Linked DNA regions of Homo sapiens: region 1 is linked to region 2. A link is a loop called in an ENCODE intact Hi-C map of the cell type or tissue named here. Cell type or tissue: OCI-LY7. All regions are shown on one strand. Links, peaks and the distances in the headings refer to the core of each region. The heading gives the core; the rest is flanking DNA. Region 1 overlaps ARMC6 (armadillo repeat containing 6). Region 2 overlaps BORCS8-MEF2B (BORCS8-MEF2B readthrough).

Region 1 (5,364 bases), core at 192-5,191, 120 kb before region 2:
CTTAATTTTTGTTGTTTTTTGTTTTTCAGTTCTAATCTCATTTTAGCAAAAACTTACCTTTTTAAATATCCTGTTGCATTGTAACATATACTTAGGTCCACAAATCTGAGCTCAGTGAGGATTATCCCATAGGCTTCTTTGTTTTTCGTGTCAGTCAATGCCAAATCAAAGCCCTTTGGGCTGGTGGTTTCTGTAGAACCACCCTGATTCAGTCTGAGGGCAAATAATCTCCTACACTTCAGGCTCACAGATTCATCTTTGGCTCATGCTAAGACATGTCCCGAGGTCATGTAGTTGAATGGCAGCTAAACTTATCTGAGTTGTTTAAAGTATTTTCTCCCCAGTGGCTTAGAGTTGAATTTGGATAAATCTGCTCTCTGTACAGTGTAACCACATTTGGCAGGTGCTCAATAAATGTTTGTGGAGTGAATGAGAGAGATGAAAGGAGACATCAGGATGGGTATGTCTGGTGAATGTGGCTTTCTCCTTCCTTGGAGAGCTGACCATTGACAGGTGTGCCAGTTTGTTACAGCTGTGTGACAAACAACCCAAACAACAGGCATCTTATTGTTTCTTGTGATTCTGCCTGGTTGGGCTCAACTGGATGGTTCTTCTGCTGGTATCGCTTGGGGCCTCTTGATGGCAGGTAGGGCTGGAATGTTTAATATGTCTGCATTTATGTGTGCAGCCCTTCGGCAGGGACACTGAGTTGTCTGGATCTCTCTCTCTCTCTCTGTGTGTGTGTGTGTGTGTGTGTGTGTGTGTGTGTGTGTGTCAGTCTTCCACGCTATGGCCTCTGAAGCTCAAAGCTCCTAGAATCACAGGTCTGGAAGTTGCCAGAGCTGTAACTTGCCCCACATCACTTCCACTGCAGGCCCAGATCCCAGGGGAGGGAACCTTGCAGGGGTCCAGACACTGTTGCTGTGGCCATGGGTTCCTCTTGCCTGAGCTGATGCTGAGGTTTCTCCCATGTCTCCCAGATGCTCAGTGACCTCCAGGAGTCTGTGGCCAGCTCTCGCCCCCAGGAGGTGTCAGCATACCTCACCCGCTTCTGCGACCAGTGCAAACAGGACAAGGCCTGCCGCTTCCTCGCGGCCCAGAAGGGGGCCTACCCCATCATCTTCACTGCCTGGAAGCTGGCCACTGCAGGTGACCAGGGCCTTCTGCTCCAGTCCCTCAATGCCCTGTCGGTGCTGACTGATGGACAGCCAGACCTCCTGGATGCCCAGGGCCTGCAGCTCCTAGTGGCCACGCTGACCCAGAATGCTGATGAGGCTGACCTGACCTGCTCTGGGATCCGCTGTGTGCGTCACGCTTGCCTGAAACATGAACAGAATCGGCAAGACCTGGTGAAAGCTGGCGTGCTGCCTCTGCTGACTGGTGCCATCACCCATCATGGCCACCACACTGACGTGGTCAGGGAAGCCTGCTGGGCCCTGCGTGTCATGACCTTCGATGACGACATCCGTGTGCCCTTTGGCCATGCCCACAACCATGCCAAGATGATTGTGCAGGAGAACAAAGGCTTGAAGGTGCTCATCGAAGCCACCAAAGGTAAGAGCTGGGGGCCGACACGAGCCAGCGAACAAAGTGGGCGGGTCAGATGTGACCAGAGTGAGGGTCAGGGCTCAGGACTGCTTTAGGCACGGCAGGCTCAAGGCTCCACTCGCCCCTCGGCTTAGACCTGCCTGCATGGCAGCCCTCGTGAAGAGTCTCCCCATGTTTTCTAGTGGCTCCAGGAGAATTCCAGGCCAGCACTCAGGGGCCAGGAGCAGGCCACAATCCCATCTCTGGAGCTGTCTGGGGAAGGGGCTTGCTGTGTCCAACTCCAGGGGCTGAGAGTGGGGAAGGGGGACCTCCCCAGAGGGAAATAAGAGGACTCGGGGGGGCTGGCTGGCATGCACCATGGCAGTCTCAGCTGGATGTGTACACGCTTGATCATATTCAGCCACAAATCCTTAGGCATATTCATGTGTCTGGCTCCAGGGTGACCATGGTGAGCCAGCCCTGGGAGGTCACAGTGCTGACCGTCAGACCCTAAAGCTTCTGTCTTAACCCCTACCCCCATCCCATCCACTGAACCCACCAGAAAAGTCCTGATTGACACACAGAAGGTGTTAGGAGGATGAGTTCCCCTTTCTTGCCTGCCCCGTCACTCTGGTTCTGTGGCCAGGCCTGTGTGGGGGTTCTGGCTCTGTCTGCTGAGGAGATGGGCCCACCTCAGTCTCCCTTCCACACCTCCAGCAAGGCTGAAAATGAGTCCCGACCTTCTGCAAAGTCAGGCTGCTTTTCCAGGAGGTAGCTCACATCTTTCCTGTTTTATTTATAGGAGCTCCAATCAGTTAGGTTTCTGCCAGAGACAGGATATGTATATATGAAGAGACTTTTTGGTAAGGAATGGGATCATGCAATTATGGCAAGTCTGTACTCCATAGGGCAGGCTGGAAACCCCCAGGCAGTCCCCTTTTCGGGGAAACACCTCAGTTTCCTTCTAAGGACTTCAGCTGATGGAATGAGTCCCATTCACATTGTTCAAGGTCATCTCCTCTACTTAAAGGCAACTGGGCTGGGCATGGTGGCTCATGCCTGTAATGTCAGCACTTTGGGAGGCTGAGGTAGAAGGATTGTTTGGGCCCAGGAGTTCAAGACCAGCCTGGGCAACATGATGAAACCCTGTTTCTACTAAAAATACAAAAATTGCTGGGCGTGGTGGTGGGCACCTGTAATCCCAGTTACTTGAGAGGCTGAGGCACAAGGATCTCTTGAGCCTAGGAAGGAGAAATTGTGGTGAGCCAAGATCACGCCACTGCACTCCAGCCTTGGTGACAAAGCGAGACTCTGTCTCAAAAAAATTAATAATAATAATAATAATAATAGATAGCTGATTGTGGATGGTAACCATGTGGACAGAATACCTCCACGGCAACACCTAGATTGGCATTGGGTGGAACTGCAGAGGGCTACAGGTGGTCACAGGAACTGACCGTCGCAGCCCTGTGTAGGTGCAGGATCTTCGCCCTCTTGGCGTGAGTGCCGGCACCTGCTTCCTGGTGCAGCGCCTCTGGGCTCCATCTGCGGCTCCTGTGTTCAGTTTTGGCCACGTCAGCCCAGTCCGTATGTGTCCCTCTATGGTTCTGGAGTTTCCTGTTGCACTTAGAGAAGCCATTCCTACCCCATGATCATAAAAATAGTCTTCAGATGTCTTTTTTTTTTTTTGCACTATTATAGTTTTCTTTTTTTAGGTGAGACCATGAGTTGGTATGGAATTTATTTGGGGCATGATGGAAGGAAGCGGGTTGGGGGGCACATTCTTAAGTCTTCCCAGCAGCCAGCAGGGGGCACTGCAGGCCCAGGTAGCCCCTGGTGTTCCCTGGGGCCTTCCTGGTGCCCGTGGCCACTCCAATAGGCAGAAGGGCTGGACTCTTCCAGTGGAGCAGGATCTCCACCAAAACAGAGGGCCCTGCGGCTGGTTCTTCCCGCCCCCACCACCGTCTCCCTTTCTCCCTGCAGCGTTCCTGGATAACCCTGGCATCCTGAGCGAGCTCTGTGGAACCCTGTCCCGCCTGGCCATTCGCAACGAGTTCTGCCAGGAGGTCGTCGACCTCGGGGGCCTGAGCATTCTGGTGTCCCTGCTAGCCGACTGCAATGACCACCAGATGAGGGACCAGAGCGGCGTTCAGGTATGAAGTCCCCCTGGCCCATTGCGTGCTGTCCTTCTGGGTCCCAGTCAACCGGACGAGCTATAGTCAGAACAAGCCAGCCCTGCCTGCCAGTGTCGGAACCAAAGTGCAGTTTTTCTTTTCACGGACCCAAGGGCAGGAACCAAAGGTCGGGGGGGAAACAAACCCACCTGCTCTCCCTTATTGTCCTTTTGCACCAGGAAAAGGATGGTAGGAAGCATAGGGTTGGGGTGTGTCGGCCAAGGCTGGGATACTTGGGTTAGTTCCCGCACCTCTGCCTCAGTTTCCCTAGCTACAGAATAGAGCAGTGTCCCTACTCATTACTCCGTTTAGCAGCCGATTATTGAGCCCTTCTCCATGTGCCCATCCACAGCAGGGAGCCAATCAACAGGTGCCTCCCTATCCAGCTGCAGCTGCAGGAAAGCCCCCAGGGGTGCCACGGTCCTGCGCCCCCAAGCCCAGCTGTTGACGTCAGCCAGCCTCTTTCTGTGCAAGTGGCCAGGAGCTGAATGGGAACCAACTTCAGCAAATGAAGGGATACATTTTGCCCTGTACTCCTGGGCAGTTGGGGGCAGGGTCCTCAGGTTCTCCATCGGGGGATCAGCAGTCCCAGTAGCACCTCATCCACTGTCCTCAGTGCAGGGCAGTTAGCGCCTACCCTGGGTCTGTGGCCGTGGACAGGGGGACCCTGTGCTCTGAAGGCCGGCCTGAGTCACATGCCCCCGCTGCCCCTGTCGGGGTAGGGGATCAAGTCACCTGGATGGTACCGTTTGGACACAGGCAGCCTGAGCCACAGGCATCTGCCACCCCTTCTCGTTAGTCACACCCTGCAGTCACACCATACCTGTTGGTCAAACAGCAAAACAGCCCCACATTCTCCCTCAGAGCCCTCTCCCACAACCAGCGGCCTGGCTGGAGGTGAGCGGGCCTTTCCCTTGTGCAGGAGCTCGTGAAGCAAGTGCTGAGCACCCTGCGAGCCATCGCAGGCAACGACGACGTGAAAGATGCTATTGTCCGTGCTGGTGGGACGGAGTCCATCGTGGCTGCTATGACCCAGCATCTGACCAGCCCCCAGGTACCCACCTCGGGGGGCACACACAGTAGCAGGGTGGTGGCTGGAGTCCCAGTTCAGTTTCTGTATCTGCATGAAGCTCTATTCCCCTGCAGGGCCAGGGCAGGGCTGGTGAGGGTCGTGGGCATTGGCTCTCAAATGCTGACCTGCGTATGCATGACTTTGGGTGTCCTGGAGTTACCACCAGCACCCTGCAAAGATCTGACCAGGCCTATTGCCCTTGTCACCCCTAAGAGCTGAGCTGATATTTTTGTCACCCTGCCATTATTACACAGGAGTTGCCAGAGACCCACGGAGGGGAGGCCGCAGGGTGTTCACCAGGGGTTGGTGGCCATGGCAGGATGTTGTGGGGGGTCTATCTGCTGCATCTCAGCCTTTCTGTGACTGGCCCCTGCAGGTGTGTGAGCAGAGCTGCGCGGCCCTGTGCTTCCTGGCCCTGCGTAAGCCCGACAACAGCCGCATCATCGTGGAGGGTGGCGGGGCTGTGGCAGCACTGCAGGCCATGAAGGCACACCCGCAGAAGGCCGGCGTGCAGGTGGGCAGGGCAGGGGATGGGGGCAGGCAGGCTGGTGTGGGATGTGCAGGTAGGTGCAGAGAGGGCATGGGAGCAGG
Region 2 (5,364 bases), core at 74-5,073:
CAGCTACTCAGGAGGCTGAGGCAGGAGAATTGCTTGAACCCGGGAGGTGGAGGTTGCAGTGAGCCAAGATCACGCCACTGTACTCCAGCCTGGGTGACAAGAGCAAGACTCTGTCTCAAAAAAGAAAAAAAAAAAAAAAAAAAGAAGAAGTGGGGATAATAGGAGCCCTTAAGGCCCACCTCCAATGTTCCCTCCTCCAAAAGCCTTCCTATCCTCTTACCACTTAGGATCCTTCCACCTCCCCACCCTTCCTTCCAGCTTAGCACTGATCCAGGGGGCGGGGTAGAGTATGTGGCTGGTTCTGTGTCCCCCAGCCTGGGGGTTCCTTGGGCCCGGGCCCAGTGCATGGTGGCACCAAAGGGGTGTCTCCACGGGTTTCTTTCTTTTCATTTTTTAGAGACAGAGTTGCTCTGTTGCCCAGGCTGGAGTGCAGTGGTACAATCATGGCTCACTGCAGCCTTGAACTCCTGGGCTCAAGTGATCCTCTCGCTTCCATCTACCAAGTAGCTGGGACTATAGGAATGCACTACCACACCTGGCTAATTTTTAAATTTTTTTTTGAGGTGCACTGGGTGTCTCGCTTGTTGCCCAGGCTGGTCTCGAACTCCTGGGCTTAAGCGATCCTCCTGCCTTGGCCTCCAAAAGAGCTAGGATTATGGATATGAGCCATTGCGCACAGCCTCCATGGGTTTCTTGAAGAACTGGAGAATCTCAAAGAAGGTCTAAGCAGTGAAAGGGAGTGGGGGATAAGCCTGGGGCACCCAGAAGCCTTGTTCAGGGATACTGTAGGGAAAAGAAAAAAAAAAAAAAAGGCTTTCCAGGGGCCTGAGTGTGCAGGACTCTCCGGGAACCCAGAGGAGTAGGTCTGAAATAAAAACCAGGACTCACACCAATGGCTAAGGACAAAAACCCAGCGGAAGTCTGATTCTTGTCCTGACCACTGTGGACGGAGCAGGGGGCAGGTCGCTGCCCTGTATGGGTCTCCTTTTACCCCATCTGCAGATCAGGGTTGGGATCCTTTCTGGGTGATCTCCAGCCTCGTGAGCACTATGCTTCTGTTTGGATGCCCCATGGCACGGAGAGCTCACTGTCTCTCTTCTAGCTGCCTATCTCTGGAGTTCTGCCGGGAGTTAAATTTTTTTTTTTTTTTTTTTTGAGACGGAGTCTGGCTCTGTCGCCAGGCTGGAGTGCAGTGGCGCAATCTCGGCTCACTGCAATCTCCACCTCCCGGGTTCAAGTCATTCTGCTGCCTCAGCCTCCCGAGTAGCTAGGATTACAGGTGCTCACCACAGCCAGCTAATTTTTGTATTTTTAGTAGAGATGGGGTTTCACCATGTTGGCCACGACGGTCTCAATCTCCTGACCTCGTAATCCACCCGCCTCGGGCTCCCAAAGTGCTGGGATTACAGGCGTGACCCACCATGCCCAGCTGGGTGTTTTTTGAAATGGAGTCTACCTCTGTCGCCCACGCTGGAGTGCAGTGGCGTGATCTCGGCTCACTGCAACCTCCACCTCCCGGGCTCAAGCGATTCTCCTGCCTCAGCCTCCAGAGTAGCTGGGGATTACAGGCATGCACCACACCCAGCTAATTTTTGTATTTTCAGTAGAGACGAGGTTTCATCATGTTGGCCAGGCTGGTCTCCAACTCCTGACGTCAAGTGATCCGCCCACCTCGGCCTCCGAAAGCGCTGGGATTACAGGTGTGAGCCCCCGCGCCTGGCCAGTAAATGCTATTGAGTGAGCTCTAGGAGTGCCCTTGCTCTCCACCCTGACAAGGGAGGCTGCGAGCTCTTGTTCTGAGAGCCCTCTGGCCTCTCAGAACCTCAGTTTGCTCTCTGAAAAATGGGAGCGAGGGCATATAGGGTGAAAAAGGGTGGAGGGTCACAGTGTGCCCACCAGGGCCAGCCAGGACTGCAGACAATGACCGCTAGGAGGCTGAACTTCCCGCCAACGCTTTGCCTCTTGCGCCCCCTGGCGGCTAGAGTGGGCGGGGCGCCCTCCAGGCAAAAAGGGCTATCGAGCATTCAAATGAGATGCAAATTAACCAGCGCCCCCACAAGCCCTTGGACTCGGGGTGACGAGGTGTCTGACAACCCAGAGTCTTGATCAGATCCCTTTTATCTATTTATTTATTTATTATTTTTTGAGACAGAGTCTCGCTCTGTCACCCAGGCTAGAGTGTAGTGGCTCCATCTTGGCTCACTGCAACCTCTGCCTCCCGGGTTCAAGCAATTCTCCTGCCTCAGCTTCCCAAGTAGCTGGGATTAGAGGCGCGCACCACCACACCCGGCTAATTTTTTATATTTTTGGTAGAGACAGGGTTTCACCATATTGGTCAGGCTGGTCTTGAACCCCTAACCTCAGGTGATCTGCCCACCTCAGCCTCCCAAAGTGCTGGGATTACAGGCGTGAGCCACCATGCTCAGCTATTTTGTTTTTTTATAGAGACAGGGTCTCTCCATGTTGCCAGGCTGGTCTCCAACTCCTGGACTCAGGGGTTCCTCTAGTCTTGACTTCCCAAAGTGCTGGGATTACAAGCGTGTGCCACCGCACCCGGCCTAGACTCCTTTTAAGAGATGACTGGGCTGGGCACGGTGGCTCACACCTGTAATCTCAGCACTTTGGGAGAACGAGGTCAGGAGTTCAAGACCAGTCTGGCCAAGATGGTGAAACCCCGTCTCTACTAAAACTACAAAAATTAGTTGGGCGCAGTGGCAGGTGCCTATAATCCCAGCTATTCTGGAGGCTGAGGTAGGAGAATGGCTTGAACCCAGGCGGCAGAGGTTATTGTGAGCCGAGATCGCGCCACTGCACTCCAGCCTGGGCGAGAGTGAGGCTCCAGCTCAAAAAAAAAAGAGAGAGAGATGACTGTTAGTCGCTGGTTGAGGTTGCATCCAGGGGCTATGAGTGACTCAGAGCCCTAGAAGGGTCTGGTGGGGCCCCCCACACCTGCCTCCCTCACCCCTAGCTCCTAGCGCCCCAGACATCCTAGGCAGGTCCTGGGAGGCAGGCAATAATCCCATTCTGCTGCCAGTTTGTCCTGAAGGTCTGAGCAAGAGGGCTGGCTCACAAATACCAGTGTTTGCTGGAGAAATGGTCGCACGAAGGACAGATGGACATTGAGAGGTGCCTTCAGAGCAGGTAAGAAGGGAGAAGGACTCTGGAGGCCACACACCAATCAGTGCCCTAAATGGGGTGGCTTTAGGCTCCTCCCCACTCCTAAGCTGAGTAGGACAGTGGAGAGGTGGGATAATGGCACAGAGGCCCCCCAGTGTGACCTAGAAGGAGGAGAGGTAGGGCTGAACCCCCTTTCCAGGCCTTCAGATGCCTTGACAGGCCCGATGTCCTAACAGGATGCCCTCTGTCTCCCCTCGGGACACCCCTGCTCTTCCCATCCGTCTCCATCAACCACCCCACAGTGCCAAGCTGAGGGACCCTCCCAGAGCAGTGACTGGAACCTGCCTCGACCCCAAACAACTCTTATCTGACCTCCCTAATACATTGTACTGGAACAAGGGATTCTGGGGTAACTGCATTGGCACACAGCTGGCCTTGGAGATGCATAACTTGTGGAGGCCTGGTCACCCAGGCTTGGCATTCACAGTGGTCAGTGCAGGCCCTTCTGCAAACAGCAGCAGAAACGGACTCAAAGCCATTTTGGCAAAAATCATAATTTAGGGGTCCATGAAACTGAAGAAATGAAATTGGCTAGTGTCAGGTACAGTTGGATCCAGGGCTCCACACAATGTTCTCAGGTCCCCCCGGAACCCCTCGCCCCGGCCTGGTTCCCATACACCCAGCTCAACCTTCCTGATGCTCCTGGTAGAACTCCCAGGAAAGGTCGCTCATTGGGTCACGTGTCCATCTCAAACCAATCACTAGGAACCTAGGACAAGGGAGCTCTGATTGGCCAGGCCGAGGTGCCACATCCACCACTGGAACTAGGGGTGGCTTCTCCATGTGGCCTGAGCCTGGGGTGGGCGTTGCTGCTTGAGGCAGAATGCAGGTTGGGAGGGTAGATCTGCGAATGTCCAACTCAGCCTGTAGAGAAGGTGCAGTCCAGCCTTCCTTATCCAGATGAAGAAAGGGAGAACCAAGGCTGGGTGCGGTGGCTCACACCTATAATCCCAGCACTTTGGGAGGCTGAGGCGGGAGGATCACGAGCTCAGGAGTTTGAGACCAGCCTAGCCAACATGGTGAAACCCCGTCTCTACAAAAAATACAAAAAATTAGCTGGGGGTAGTGGTGTGCGCCTGTAGTCCCAGCTACTTGGGAGGCTGAGACAGGAGGATCACTTGAGCCCAGGAGGCAGAGGTTGCAGTGAGCCGAGATCGTGCCACTGCACTCCAGCCTGGATGACAGCCAGATCCTGTCAAAAGAAAGAAAGAAAGAAGGAAGGAAGGAAGGAAGGAAGGAAGGAAGGAAGGAAGGAAGGAAGGAAGGAAGAGAAAAGAAAAGAAAAGAAAAGAAAAGAAAAGAAAAGAAAAGAAAAGAAAAGAAAAGAAAGGAAGAAAGAAAGGGAGACCCAGAGAGGGCCAGCACCAGGCCTATGTCACACAGCACATCAGAGGCAGGCAGGGCTGGGACCAAACCAAGCCGGGCTCTGCTCTTCTCTGACTGTGCCCTTTTTTTTTTTGGTTGGGGGGCGGCGGGTGCGAAGTCTCGCTCTGTCGCGCAGGCTGGAGTGCAGTGGCGCCATCTTGGCTCACTGGAACCTCTGCCTCCTGGGTTCAAGCGATTCTCATGCCTCAACCTCCTGAGTAGCTGGGATTACAGGTGCCCGCCATCACACCCGGCAGAGCCTCTTTTTGTCCATATGTATTTGGGGGTGAGACCTGCCTTTTGGGGCTGAGGATGAAATGAGATGACCCCTGTGAAGACTTTAGCCCAGGGCCAGGGACTTGATAGGTGCATAATCAGGATTATTTTGATGGCAGTTATTGGTCCAAGGGTCGATGGGGGGCCAGTGAGAGTCCAGGAGCAGCAAAGCCACTTCTGGACTTCTGGGAACATGGACGGCTGGGCCTGGAGGCTCCGGGCAGGTGCAGGAGGAATGCTGGCCACACTCGTTCAGTCTTCAGTCTCTGCCTGGCCCAGCTTCAGTCAGGCTGGGGAGCAGGGGCAAGGGCCAGGGTGGTCTGAGAGACAGACCCAAGGCATGAGGCAGCACCTGAGGGATGACCCCGGGCCAGACTAAGGTGGAGCTTGGTGGTCAGAGGTCCGGGTGGGAATCCTGGCATTTCTGGGCGTGGGCGATGACCCTGAGCTGGCTGCCTTACCTCTCGGGGCCTCAGTTTCCTCTTCTGTAAAACAGGGCAGTGCTTAAGGTCCTGGGACAGGAGAGGGGGATGACTTGACCCTGCG

Evidence for each region. Peaks named below come from ENCODE experiments on the same cell type or tissue, not always from the same donor. Only the 100,000 strongest peaks of a DNase experiment are listed, where the experiment ranks them.
Region 1: it touches region 2 in a loop (8-fold over the local background); 17 of 110 quality-filtered maps call a loop at or near these places.

What each region holds. Positions count from the first base shown.
Region 1 is chr19:19,050,642-19,056,005 of GRCh38, forward strand. ARMC6 (armadillo repeat containing 6) reads left to right here. Exons shown (of 9, transcript NM_001199196.2): 5 at 981-1,554; 6 at 3,511-3,680; 7 at 4,624-4,755; 8 at 5,150-5,287. Among named protein-coding and RNA genes, the nearest start is that of SLC25A42, 11 kb to the right of the region's middle. RefSeq lists enhancers at 1,115-1,615, 3,379-3,438. In OCI-LY7, for the core only: CTCF peaks have their summits at 3,316 (motif pointing right) and 3,515; a DNase peak (open chromatin) is centred at 3,350.
Region 2 is chr19:19,173,251-19,178,614 of GRCh38, forward strand. All of the region lies in intron 5 of BORCS8-MEF2B (BORCS8-MEF2B readthrough), which reads right to left. It overlaps BORCS8 (BLOC-1 related complex subunit 8), which reads right to left. Exons shown (of 6, transcript NM_001145784.2): 6 at 3,656-4,210. Among named protein-coding and RNA genes, the nearest start is that of MEF2B, 5.7 kb to the left of the region's middle. RefSeq lists an enhancer at 1,130-1,631. In OCI-LY7, for the core only: a CTCF peak has its summit at 1,970 (motif pointing left); a DNase peak (open chromatin) is centred at 1,971; H3K27ac peaks cover 609 bases.